Regions from separate parts of the Homo sapiens genome. Here all the other regions are linked to region 3. The links are chromatin contacts, found by Hi-C or POLR2A ChIA-PET in ENCODE. All regions are on one chromosome and are shown on one strand. The core of a region is the stretch at or near the end of the contact, and the rest is flanking DNA. Distances in the headings are between cores, read along the strand shown. Region 1 holds the start of DLGAP1-AS5 (DLGAP1 antisense RNA 5). Region 2 has its middle 180 kb from the start of DLGAP1. Region 3 holds the start of DLGAP1 (DLG associated protein 1).

Region 1 (4,315 bases), core at 1,083-3,582, 190 kb before region 3:
TATCTAATTCCCTTAATTAAGAAAGTAAAAGGAATTCCCGGGCAGTCCCTGTGTAGGTGTGTGTGTGTGCACAGTGTGTGTGCATGCAGGGATGCTGTGCATATCTGTCTAAGTGGGTTATATTATCAGAAATAACTGAGGAGAAGACACTGAACCCTTACAGTGTGCCCTTGCACCGTCAGGAATCAGTGGCCACACTGCGGGACAAATAAAACAAATGAATGCATTTTGTACTACATGACACTAAATTAAATGATTGTTAGCATTTAATTACTTGCAAGGAAATAGGAATAAAACTGGTCATTGTTCAAATGACTCCTGATCCTGTGTCTAGACATGAAAAGCAATAGATTTTAAAATCCTCAGGGACACAGCAACATCCAGGTGCTACGTGGGCAACACAGCAGAGTGCCAGTGGGCACACTCTCTGTACCCAGACTCCCTGGGTTTGAACCACCCTCAGTAATCCCTAGTTATGTGTCCCTGGCAAATTTACTCAATTTCAGCATGCCTCTGTTTCCATATCTGTAAAATGGATGTAATATTACTTATGTCATAGAATTGAGAGAGGAGGATTAAATGAGATCACCCCTGTAAAGCACTAAGAACAGAGGTGTAACATGGTAAGTATTCACAATATTGCCTTCTATTATTATTATTATTATTTTATTATTTTTTTTTTGAGACGAAGTCTCACTCTGTCACTAGGCTAGAGTGCAGTGGTGTGATTTCGGCTCAGTGTAATCTCTGCCTCCCGTGTTCAAGCGATTCTCCTGCCTCAAGCCTCCGGAGTAGCTGGGACTACAGGCACGTGCCACCACGTCCAGCTAATTTTTGTATTTTTAGTAGAGATGGGGTTTCTTCATGTTGGCCAGGATGGTCTCAATCTCTTGACCTCGTGATCTGCCCATCTCGGCCTCTCAAAGTGTTGGGATTACAGGTGTGAGGCACCGTACCGGGCCTGCCTTCTATTATTATACCAGGACGCATTTTCATACTGAGTGGTTCTGCAACTATCAATACAAAGTAAAATAATATTACTGACTAGAAAACTAACAGAGTAGGTATCTTTCCGTATTGCTTTTAATTACCAAAAATGCCCATATATGAGATTTAAAAAATTCTTCCATTCATTTAAATGAATTCTTATTAAAATTTGTTTGAAGTGATATTTTAAAATAATTTTTAAGTAAATATTAAATAAAATGCATAATTTAAGAAATACAAAAAGACTTTATGAATAGTCCTAAAATCTGATCTACTACCAAATATGGCCAAAGAGGATAAAGAAAATTCTAGATGAAAAATACTTCCATTAAATGTTTAAGTTGAATAAAGGCAAGGCCTATGTCCTCCTCCTCACTTTATCTTGGTAATTGGTGCCCAGAACTTCAATATTTAAAAGAAAAATAAATGGATAAATGTGCAATTAATCAATTCTGGTTCATTTCAGCATATCCTATGGAAGGGCAGTTGCCATCAAATTCAATAGGTGCTCTTTGTACATCATCTTTGTATTTTTTTAATGTGTTTTTTCTTTTAGATAGATTTCAGTTACTTCAGAACATTAAACTACATGAATGAGAAGATATGATTTATAAACATTTTCTCTCAAAATGAATGACTCCCTACTCATTAAAAATAATTTGGTTAATATTGGCTCAACTATTATGATAACGAAAGCAAATAGTCTTTCTGAAGTCAACATTTCTTTAAGCATCACATATGAAGATATTTTCCCACAACTTCTCATAAATATAAATAAGTCATATGTGCTTTGTTAAATTACGTTCTGTAGGACCAGGGTTGGTGAGGCAAAATCAATTATAAAATGGAAAATTCATAAAGTCCATCCAGGAGCTTCCTGTATTTTTAGGAAAAGGATGTTGAGATTTCTTGGAGCCACAGAAATCCTTGTATATTGAACTAAAAATAGAGAGGGAAAGAGAAGATGTGGAAAGTGCATCCATTTGCTCTAAACATTCCAAGGCAATCATTTGCTTTTCTCATCTCCATCCTCTTCCTCTAAGCCAGCAGATGTATGTGCTAGCTTGGCTCCCACACTGAACTCACATTTTGAGATCCACATCCGGTCAGAGGAACAAAGTTCAATGTCATTGTTCTCTGGTAAGTATTGTGTAAGATTTTCTCTTAATCCTTGATGATCTGTCAGTAGCTAGATTCCTGCCCTTGCATCAATAACTACTTCATAAGACTCATTCTTCACCTTCACTGACCTTCAACTCTACACTCTACCTCTGCCTCACCCTTGGTTCCCACTCTGCACTTCCTCCCAGGCAGTCTGCCACCTGGCTTCTCTAACTCCTGCCTTGAGCCAAATCCCGACAGGACTTGTTACTTTCACTTGCTCTTTTTTCCTCCCATTTTAGCAGCCAAGGATGGGAATTACACAGCGAAATGCAGGCTAATCAGCTAAATCTAGATTAAATATGCTAGTCCTTGGGGACCTTGAGCTGAATTAATGGAAACCGAGGTTTTTAATGTTCCAGACTAATTTTGGAAGCTCACTTCCAGCAGAGGCAAACTTGAGGCTGTCCAAAGGGAGCAGATGGCAAGGCTTTCTCCAGGTGCACCAACCTTTGAAACAGCCCTCGGCAAAACCATGAGGAAGGTAGGAAGATTGGAATCTTTGAATCTTACCTTTGAATTTCCTTTTGTGCTTTTCACTTGCTTTCCAGTGCTCCCCTGCCTAGCCAAAACATACCCACCTAGAACTTCTCAGGCTCCCCTTCCTTTCTCTGTGCATCAGACAAAATTCTTTCTCTCAAATAATGACAGATTTCCGGTAAATCTTAATCATATTAATGTAATTTTTCCTTCCTTCCTTCCTTCCTTCCTTCCTTTCCTCCCTCCCTCCCATCCTCTCTTCCTCCCTTCTTTCTCTCTTTCTTTCTTTTTGACGGAGTCTCCCTCTGTCACCCAGGCTGGAGTGCAGTGGCACGATCTCGGCTCACTGCAAGCTTCACCTCCCAGGTTCACGCCATTCTCCTGCCTCAGCCTCTGGAATAGCTGGGACTGCAGGCGACCACCACCACACCTGGCTAATTTTTTTGTATTTTTAGTAGAGACCGGGTTTCACTGTGTTAGCCATGATGGTCTCAACCTCCTGACCTTGTGATCCTCCTGCCTCGGCCCCCCAAAGTGCTGGGATTACAGGTGTGAGCCACTGCACCCAGCCCCTTCCTTCCTTCCTTCCTTTCCTTTCCTTTTTCTTTGTTTCTTCTTTTTCTTTCTTTCCTTCCTTCCTTCCCTCCCCTTCCTTCCTTCCTTCCTTTCCTTTCCTTTTTCTTTGTTTCTTCTTTTGCTTTCTTTCCTTCCTTCCTTCCCTCCCTCCCCTTCCCTCCCTCCCCTTCCCTCCCTCCCTCCCTCCCTCCCTTCCTTCCTTCCTTCCTTCCTTCCTTCCTTCCTTCCCTCCTCTCTTCAGTGTCTCACTGTTGCTCAGGCTGCACTGCAATGGTGCACTCATGTCTCACTGCAGCCTTGACCTCCCCGGCTCAACTGATCTTCCTGCCTCCGCCTTCTCAGTAGCTGGGACCACAGGTGTGTGCCATCATACCTGGCTACTTTTTTTGTTTTTTGGAGAGATAGGGTTTCCCTATGCTGCCCAGGCTGGTCTTGAACTCCTTGGCTCAAGCGATCCTCCCTCCTCAGACTCCAGAAGTGCTAGGATTACAGGCATCACCCACCATGCCCAACTATTAATATAATTAACACTGAATAGTTCAGTATGAGGAACTCTCTTAAGATATTTTGCTCTTATAGTGTGTTTATTAATCTCAGTGATATAATGGAATTTGAAATTTGTAGGATACACAAAAGATCATTTTGACCATGGAGTTACTTTTCATTTAGCTGATTTTTCAAAATAAATTATATTGAATAAAACTACCCATTAGCCAACCAACCTCCATCACTTCTTCTTGCAGGCCCTTTATAAGTAGCTCTACACTCCATCCAACTATACAGCCCTCAAGCTGGGAAAGAATGTAAATTTGAGTTTGCCACAGATAAAGCATGAATAGATTCCACTAATCACTTGCTTGGATGATAAAAATACAATGCCACAGACTAGAGAGCACAGAAAATCACTATAATGGCAATTTGGGCATAAATGCTTATCCTAAGAACTGGAGAACTCCTAGTGGGCTAAATCATTTTTGAAGGCCTCGCTAGATCAACGGGGAGCACAGAGCATAGGTATCTTCAGAGCTGACTGGGGAGGACCTTTGCTTCTTTATTTGTCTGTTCACTTTTTTCTTTATTTCCCTGATTAGCAGGCAACAAGAGGAGATCA
Region 2 (4,275 bases), core at 1,236-3,735, 190 kb after region 3:
ATATTGACAACACTATATTGTACAATTTTTCGTTGTCTCTGAAACAAAGAGACATAACACTTTGCCTTACAAGCGTTCACCCATGGATTCCCCATGTTCTCTGCCAAGAGTAAAATGTAGGGCAACTGATAAGAGGCTGCACAGCTAACACACAGGAGGAGAAGCCTGTTCTCATGGGTTTGCTTCTGCTTCTTACGGCTCATTTCACAGAAAATTCACTTTTCTGTGTCTTAATTTCCCCAGCTACAAAGAAAGAAAAAACTATTTATTTTGTGAACACAGGAATAGATAAAGATTCAGTGACTAGGTTTAATGGGGTCATTTAATTTTCTACCTAGACCTATTACTAAATACGCTGTAATTTGAAACAACAAAAATAGTGTGTGCTGTCAAGGCTGCCAGCTTATATAAGTAAACCTAACCATTAGAACCAACCGGTTTGTGCACGTCGTTATGACCCCAAAAGTTCCTATGCATATCGCTTGAGAAAAATTTCACGATATCATGGAAAAGTGGATGAAAATGACTTTAGGTTGAATTTAAACAGTTATTTTTAAAAGCCTTGATAAAGGAAAAATAATGCAACAGGTAGAGAACATGCTCAATAGTTAAATATTGGAACTCATCTCTAAAATGTGTAAATCCAGCAAGTCAGATTAACTACTCTCTTCTTAGTTCCTCTGGATATTGATATCATGTATATACATGGTAGAGATTTTCCCTTCCTTATTTGAAAAATTATTTGTGTAGCCTTGTCTGAAAATCATCTCTTTGCCTATATTAAATGATTTATAGGTCTACAAAAATTAGCATAGCAATGTAAATTATAGTTCCAGCTTTGTTACTAATTAGGCGTGTCATTTTAGTTATATGTCTTAATCTTTCTGGATTTCAGCTTCATCTGTAAGGTGAGGGGCAGAGCAGAGAAGATGTATAAGTGGCGTACGCACCGCCACTCACCATGCTGTTTGCGGCAAGCATTACTAATCAAGCATGACAATCTTTCCCATTGAACTCACACATTGCATAGGATCCTTTTCATCACAGCGTATCTCTGAATTAGATTTTACCTGATTTTATTGAACACTTACTATATGTCAGCCACTATTTAGGATACTTATCTGTATTAACTAGCTTAATTATGACACAATTATGACAGGATTCTATGAGGCACGCAAATTAATATCCTTATTTTGCAGATTAGGAAAGTAAGGCCCCAAAATTTACATATAGTAAGCAACAGAGCGTAAAATCAAGCAGCCTGTGCTTTCCTTCATTTTGTTACTTTGCCTTTGAGTTCTCTAGAGTCTATTTTAACACAAATTCTATGGGTAGTACTAAAAGCATGCCACAAACATTTGACAGTGAGAAGTATTCTCTGCTCTTTGGGATTTGTTTTATTTTGTTTTTTAGTTTCTTCACAGCTTTATTCTCAGCACCTAGCCCCGTGCCTAACAGATGGTGGACACTCAGTAAATATTGATTGAATGAATAAATGCTGCCATCCCCACAGCCAGTATCACTATACTTTAAAAAACAGGCTGTGAAATTATCTCTTTTTTATATTGCATCAGTCTGCTATTCTGCAGACTCCACATTGATCATTTTCCAGGCAGCATCTTATTTGGTTTCCTCTGGCAGGAGCTACAAAAAGATTAAGAGAGGGAGGAACCCAAGGGGAACTCCCAGCTGTCCTATCTAATGTTCTATCTCAGTTCTTCACTGGTTGAGAGTTTATTATCATTTTAACAATTATCTGGGACCCACAAGTAAGAGGTCGGCCACAGGCAATTCTTAATTGTGGGAGCAGTGATGATGCTTTGCATAAGCTGACTCTTGCCATGCAAGAGAAGCAGCCCGAAACGAGAGTGGTCAATGCCAAACTGGGAGGAGTTGTGTCTGACTAAAGAACAGATGTTCTTGTGTATAATTAGTAGAGACTTGCAGTGACCTAGGTGGTTATTTAACTCAAAAAGGAAACAGCCAAGAAGCCAAATTTGGATAATTTTGAGGGGATTTCATGGTGAGTCATTGAGCAGACTTTAACAATGACACAAAAAGAACAAATTGGTAATCTAGTGTTTATAGTGATGTATGTAGAATTAACATCAGGACAACTTAAAACCAATGACACTTTTTGTCTGGATCCTTACGCTTTCACAAAATAAACTAGTACCTAGCTTATCTGAATTATAAGCGATAACAAAAGCTACAAGTAACCAGAAAAGCACGTTTGGAAGATGCTTATCAGTGACATTTTCTACAAATTATGACAAATGTATTTGAGGAGTAGTCTTTAAGATTCCTGGCATATGCAGATGTCTATCTGTATCACATGATAACCATGACTTTGGAAACCATTATATTTCTTTCAAATGCCAGACTGAATCCAGATATGAATGCTTGGACAGCTTCAAATAATGAAAATAAGAGTGTGCTAACATTGACTGCAGTGTACGAGATAAAAAGTAGGGCAGAGAAGGAGCAAACATAGACCCCCCAAAAAAGGCCATTGGCAGGAGCTACAGAAAGATTAAAGGGAGATGAAAGGGAGGGAAGGAGCCCGAGGGGAATTCCTAGCTGATGCTAATTGTACCATAGCCACCAGCTACCTCATTGGGTTCCTTTGTGGTTAGCACAATGGGGTACTGGTTGCTGTCCTCCAGGGAATTCTGCACAGCTCTGAAAAGAAAGCATTTCATGTATTATATGAGGTTGAGAGAAAGGTGAATAAAATAAGTTGGAGATATTGTCATATTAAGAGGAAATTAATATCCATTTTAATTAAAGGTAATCAATATTGGGAGATGTAGCAGGATGCAGAAAGAAGAGAGTTGCTAATTTCAATGCCATTAAAAAGCTGTGACCATAGGCAGGTGCCAGCACAGACAGACATCAGCTGCATGTACACCTGCTGTTCCCTGTGAAGTGGAGCAGTGGTTTCTGTCAGGTTCAAAATCAAATCATGAATTTTGCCTACATGTTGTCAAACTACCTGGGATAGTTTCCTCCCTCTTGGCAGCCCCTGACCCAACTAGCATTGTCATACCACTTTGTAATAATCCAAAGATTCTTCATCCCAGGTCTGTCCATTTCCGAGAGGCCCATGTCCCGAAACTGTTCCTCTCCCCCTGCTATGGACTGAATTATGTCCCCAACAAATTCATATGTGGAAGTTCTAAGCTCCAATGTGATGGTATTTGCAGATGGGATTTTTGAGAAGTAATTCGTTTTAGATAAGGTCATGAGGGTAGAGCCCCCACGAAGGGATTAATGCCCTTATAAGAAAGAAGAAACACTAGAGAGCTTGCTTTCTCTCTCCAGCTGCCTGAGGACACAAGAAGGCAGCTGTCTGTTACCTAAGAAAAGAGCCCTCACCAGACACTGACCCTTCTGGCCCCTTGATCTTGGACTTTCAACTTCCAAAACCATGAGAAATGAATTCCTGTTGTTTAATCCACCTACTCTATGGTATTTTGTTATGACAGCCCAAGCTGACTGAGACACCCTCTCTGCCCCATGCCATCCAAAATCACACTAAAGCATAGAAAGTGTGTGGTATATATATATATATATATATATATATATATTTTTTTTTTTTTTTTTTTTTCATTTAGGTAGTTAAACCATCCGGGTTCTTCGTAGAGTAGGTCATGCAGACTTGGCCAAGGGTACACAACTGCTCTTCATCTCACCCACAAAATGAGAGATTTAGCTAAATGATCTATAAGTGTAGTCCTAAACTGCCTGACAGTACCGGAATCTTTCTCCAGAGCTGCTTATTTGCCAAATGAATATAATTGGCATAAAGCCTGCAGGAAAGATCTTGAGAAGGGGAGTCCCCAGAATTCATTCATGTACTTCATGGCATTTATCTCTGCCATCGTGATAGAAAAACAAGGCTTAGCAAATTGACCCTCTGCTTCTGCAGCTGCTGACCCCTGGTAATGTTAGAACAGAAGCAAGCTAACCCTGGAGGCTTGGACTAATTCTAGCAATGATAAATACAGCTTGCTTTGTGGCTGTCACCCTGCCTAGAGGACTGAATGGCCAATGGTAACAACCATTGCGCTTGTTATGCACTGCTCAAGTCTCCCATTCTGCTGAGCCGATGCTGGCAGTGCCTCTGCAGAGGAAGAGTCAAGCCCTTCAGAATCTATGGTTTCGGGTAATTGGGTGCTGCACCTCATTATGGTCATTACCAGGATGATATCTCCTTAGGGATTTCCTTTAGGGAAAGCAATCACTTTAGCAAAGTCTGAAAGGCAAGCATCT
Region 3 (4,125 bases), core at 976-3,475:
TTTTTTAAAAATTCACAGAATTTTATATCTGCGACTAGGGGTATTGCAAGGCACTAACCAACTGAAACAACTTTACATTTAAGTACTAAATCTAAAGGAAATTAAGAACAGGGCTACTGACACCTGACTTCTATGAACTTTCTTGTTTCATGCCAGAGTATGAATTTTCTGAACCAAGGGTAGCGTTTATAACTTAAACTTTTTAAAATCATACATTTTGCATAGACATATTCATTATTTCTTTATAGGCTTGAATTTCCTTTTAAAAACTTAAAGAAAACTTTATATTCTTCTGGCATGAAATAAATTAGGATCTTGTAAAATTTCTTGCCTCCATGTCATTTCCGTTCAAGTTTTATTCAAGGAATAAAAAGTATTGCTTTATATGCAAAATGACCTAGGCCAATAGAAAGTCGTTTCCTGAACTGAAATCGTGCTATAAATAACAGTCAAAGGGCTGTTCTTTTTAGAACAGCTCTTTCAGGGTAAAAAATAATTTGCAGGATGTTTGCCTTAGGACCTAAAATCGCTTTCCTAGTTCTCAGCATTTCTCATCTCCATGTCTAACCACATCTTAGACTGATCTATCCTCACCTTCTACGAAGCCATTCACGAAGACCACAAAAGCTAAAAGATCTGTCTTTAATTGGTACTTTTATTATATGTCTTTCCTCGTAATTCCCTAACTTCACGTGTTATGGAAGGAGGCAGGGAGCATTCACCTCCCACGACCGGGAGTCAGTCTCTGTGTCAGGAGTAAGGAGTGAAGAGTCTCGCCTGGATCCACAAAAGACGTGACATCTCCCACCCAGCGTCCCACTGCTTGCCGCCTGGCTACCTTTAACCCCTTGCCCTCCGCACATCCTCCCCTTCTCTAGCAGAAAATTCCGCAGCGCTACGGTCGGGCTGGAGGCAAGCCCTGCAGCCGGGGGCGAGCGCGGCACTCGGACACAGGCACTCAGTGTCTCCGGCGCCGGCAGCCGAGCCACGGGCCACCCCTTCCCACGGCCTCCCGGTGCCACCCAGCGAGGCCGGGACAGCGCGCCTTCCGCAAAAAGCGCAGCAGCCGAAGTCCTGAAAGCAGGGTCTTCATCGCCGCGGGCCCTCCGAAGGTGCCTCTCCCAGCTGCAGCCGCCCCTCAATGAAAGTGCAATGTGTTATCTCGCCCAGCCCAGAGGAGAGGTCCCTGTTTGGCCTTGGTTCCAGCCCGGCTCATTCAATTCGCTGAATGTCGGGTCTCCCGGCCCGCCCCGCGATTCTCCGGGAATTGGCCTTGGCCGCGGGCAGGGGGCGACTCTCCAGTGACCTCCTCCTTGGACCCCATTTCTCTCTCTCTCTCTCTCTCTGTGCCTGTCTTTGTGTCTCTGTTTCTTTGGCTTTCTCTTACAAACGCACGGGGGAGTTGGTCCTTTTCCACAATGCCAAAATGTCACCCAAAAAGCTAGTGCAACAACTTGCTTTGCAAACGACCCAGGAGCCTGCCGAGAAAGCCCTGCGGGGAGCAGCCCCCTCCTCCCCTGCAAGGTGCATCGGGGGTGGGGTGGGGGTGCGAATTTGACCGGTGGACATGACCGGGACAGGGGACCGGTGTTCTCCTCCCCTCCCCCTTCCGGGACCCTGTCGCAATTAGAAATCCTTCCCCTGCCTGGGTCCCCGTGGGGAGCCGCGAGGACCGCATGGCCGGAGAGGACGCGCTCGCCCCCGAGATCCCAGGTTACCCGGAGGGCCCGGGAGTGCACCCCGGGCGGCTGAAAGGGTAAGGAGCGCGGACTCTCGAGCCAGCGGCCGGGGGAGCCCAGCCCGCAGCCCCTCCGCGGGCGAGGGAAGCGGCGACCGCGCGGCAGGCAGCAGCCAGGAGCCACCCAGCGCGCCGCGACCGCCGCCGCCGCGCACGCCCCAGCCCCGCGGCGCAGCCCGGCGTTACCTGGCCGCGTCCCGCAGTCCGGCCCTCGCTGGCTGCGTCCGTCCGTTGGTCCCACGAGCCTCGGAGGAAGGAGAGAGATGTCCCCGCGACCAGGACCGGCTCTCAGCGAGGTGACGGGAAGGACTCGAGAGAGGAGCCGAGGCGGCGGCGGCCGTTCGCGCCGCCTATGCTGCCGATTCCCCGAGGCGGAAGGTGTCCGCGAGGCCGTGTCCTGGAGATTGCGGCGCCCGAAGCGCAGCGCTCGCCTCTGGAGCGGAGGCTGAGCGCCGGGACGCGGCGGGCTGGGGCTGCAAGGCTGGGCTGGTGACCCGCCCCTGGGTGCATGTTAATACGGTGGGGAGGAGGAGTCCCGCGCTTCCTCCGCCCAACCACCGGAGCCGGCGGGCGGGCGGCGGCCGCGGCCCGGAGCCAGCCGCTCCCACCCGCCCCAGCTACTACGGCGCGGCGCGACCGCGGGCTCCGGCCCCAGCCCAGGCACGTGCGCCCAGGCCGCGGGGAGGCGCCGGCGCCTCCCGGAACGCGCTCCTGGCCTGCGAGTGCTGCCCGCTCAGTCTCCGGGTGGGAAGTGCGCTCGCCCCGGACCGAGGGGAAAGCCCAACATCCCCGGGATGGAACAGAGAGGCGGCCACCCGTGAGTGGGCGTGACCCATTGGTTCCCTTGCGCAGCATCTGTGGAGAATTAAGCTTTCCCCTCCTCTCTTGCCAGCCGTTGTTCCTAATCTTGTCTTTTTTAAGGGAGGAAAGCAGGAGAACTCATGACACTTTGTATCACAGGAAATCAAGTTGGTGGACAGAGGGTTTGCTGACCTCTCCCGTCCCTCCTCAGGGTCCCTAGGAGAATTTTTGAAGAAGTAATCGGCAGCAAGGAGATGGGGGCAATAGAGAGTCTCAGACTCGCAGGGACCCATGTTCGTCCCCAGCGCCACTACTTTCAAACCGTTATCCCTCAGAGCTGTTTCCTCACCTCCACAACAACTCTCCCGGGTTCGATGACACTATATATCCCACCAGTTCATCTTGGTACAGGCCAAAAGGTAATTCAAAAAGCGAAACGAATCTCATCTCCTGACCTGTGCCCTCGGTAAAGTCCCCAGGTTCCACCCCAAGTACACTTGGAAGCCAGGCCCCTCCACACAGGCTGAGCACCACGCTTCCACAAACTGAAAACAGAGAGAATCCACTTGGTTTCAAAGTTAGAATAGGGATAGCGGCGTGAGTGGGTGAATTGCGATGTGGGTCAAGGAGAGAAAAAAGTAAATCAATTAAGTATTTATTGAGCTCCTGCGCTGCCCACTTAATTGCAAACGTTACAGTAGTTAAAATAATCGTGGTTAATCACTGCCTTATTATTTCCTTCTATTAAAAAAAGAAATGGCATCTTCATGGAGAATGTCCTTTGTTCTACAGCTTCCTGAGGGAATATTATGCCAAAAAGTACATAATCTTTATGTAATTTTATCCAGAAGTTATAGCATAAGATTTAGCATCTGTTTTGTGTGATGTCTAATTATAAATATTAATAGAATATCCTTTTAAAGACAACACTTCTAAAAATGCAAGGAAGTGAAAAACAGTTTTCATAAAAATATGACTCAGATAAATAACCTCTTTCCTGCAATTTCACTGAGTGATTTTCCATTAAAGAAAATAACAATTACTGAAACCACTAAATGGAGGTAAATTCTCAGCATTGTAATATCATGAGCACCGACGCTTTAGCAATGATCTAAAAGATATTCTCAGACAATTCAAGAATTACTATAGGGGCCCAGCTCAGTGGCTCACACCTCTAATCCTGGCACTTTGGGAGGCCGAGATGGGCAGATCACTTGAGGTCAGGAGTTCAAGACCAGCCTGGCCAACATGGTGAAAACCCATCTCTACTAAAAATTCAAAAGTTAGCTGGGTTGGTGGTGGGCGCCTGTAATCCCAGCTACTCTGGAGGCTGAGACATAAGAATCACTTGAACCCGGGAGGTGGAGATTGCAGTGAGCCGAGATCACACCACTGCACTCCAGCCGGGGTGACAGAGCGAGACTCTCAAAAAAAAAAAAAAAAAAGAATTATTATAGGGACACTTCAAATCGGATTCCCTGAAAAGGCAAAATACTGATATGTGATAATAGCCTTCATAATTTGGAAAATTTGCCTTTCCAGATTTGTAAATATGTTTAATTAATAGATTTTCTTTTCTAATTTTT

What was found. Hi-C counts contacts between places; a loop is a spot of excess contacts on that map. ChIA-PET counts read pairs that join two places held with the same protein, here RNA polymerase II (POLR2A). Pooled maps may share reads with other maps.
Region 1: a loop to region 3 is called in a map with no recorded cell type, with 3 times the contacts of the local background. The contact joins the promoter of DLGAP1-AS5 here to the promoter of DLGAP1 in region 3. A Hi-C loop is called at or near these places in 2 of 168 maps with a recorded cell type or tissue (A673 and GM12878), 8 of 37 single-sample maps with no recorded cell type and 3 of 50 pooled maps. POLR2A ChIA-PET finds 5 or more read pairs at or near these places in 1 of 52 experiments (GM12878).
Region 2: a map of GM12878 shows a loop between it and region 3 (4-fold over the local background). The contact joins the enhancer-like site here to the promoter of DLGAP1 in region 3. A Hi-C loop is called at or near these places in 1 of 168 maps with a recorded cell type or tissue (GM12878), 13 of 37 single-sample maps with no recorded cell type and 5 of 50 pooled maps. POLR2A ChIA-PET finds 5 or more read pairs at or near these places in 2 of 52 experiments (GM12878 and H1).

What each region holds. Positions count from the first base shown.
Region 1 is chr18:4,262,270-4,266,584 of GRCh38, forward strand. DLGAP1-AS5 (DLGAP1 antisense RNA 5) reads left to right here and starts at 2,333. Exons shown (of 3, transcript NR_036489.1): 1 at 2,333-2,632. All of the region lies in intron 1 of DLGAP1 (DLG associated protein 1), which reads right to left.
Region 2 is chr18:4,637,911-4,642,185 of GRCh38, forward strand. No RefSeq gene overlaps it. Among named protein-coding and RNA genes, the nearest start is that of DLGAP1, 180 kb to the left of the region's middle. Within about 2 kb of position 2,486, at least 2 of the 41 ENCODE cell types and tissues checked have a DNase peak (open chromatin) inside an H3K27ac peak, as active enhancers do; they include GM12878, where a contact is called at or near this core.
Region 3 is chr18:4,453,082-4,457,206 of GRCh38, forward strand. It overlaps DLGAP1 (DLG associated protein 1), which reads right to left and starts at 2,226. Exons shown (of 13, transcript NM_004746.4): 1 at 1,925-2,226. RefSeq lists a silencer at 2,246-2,375.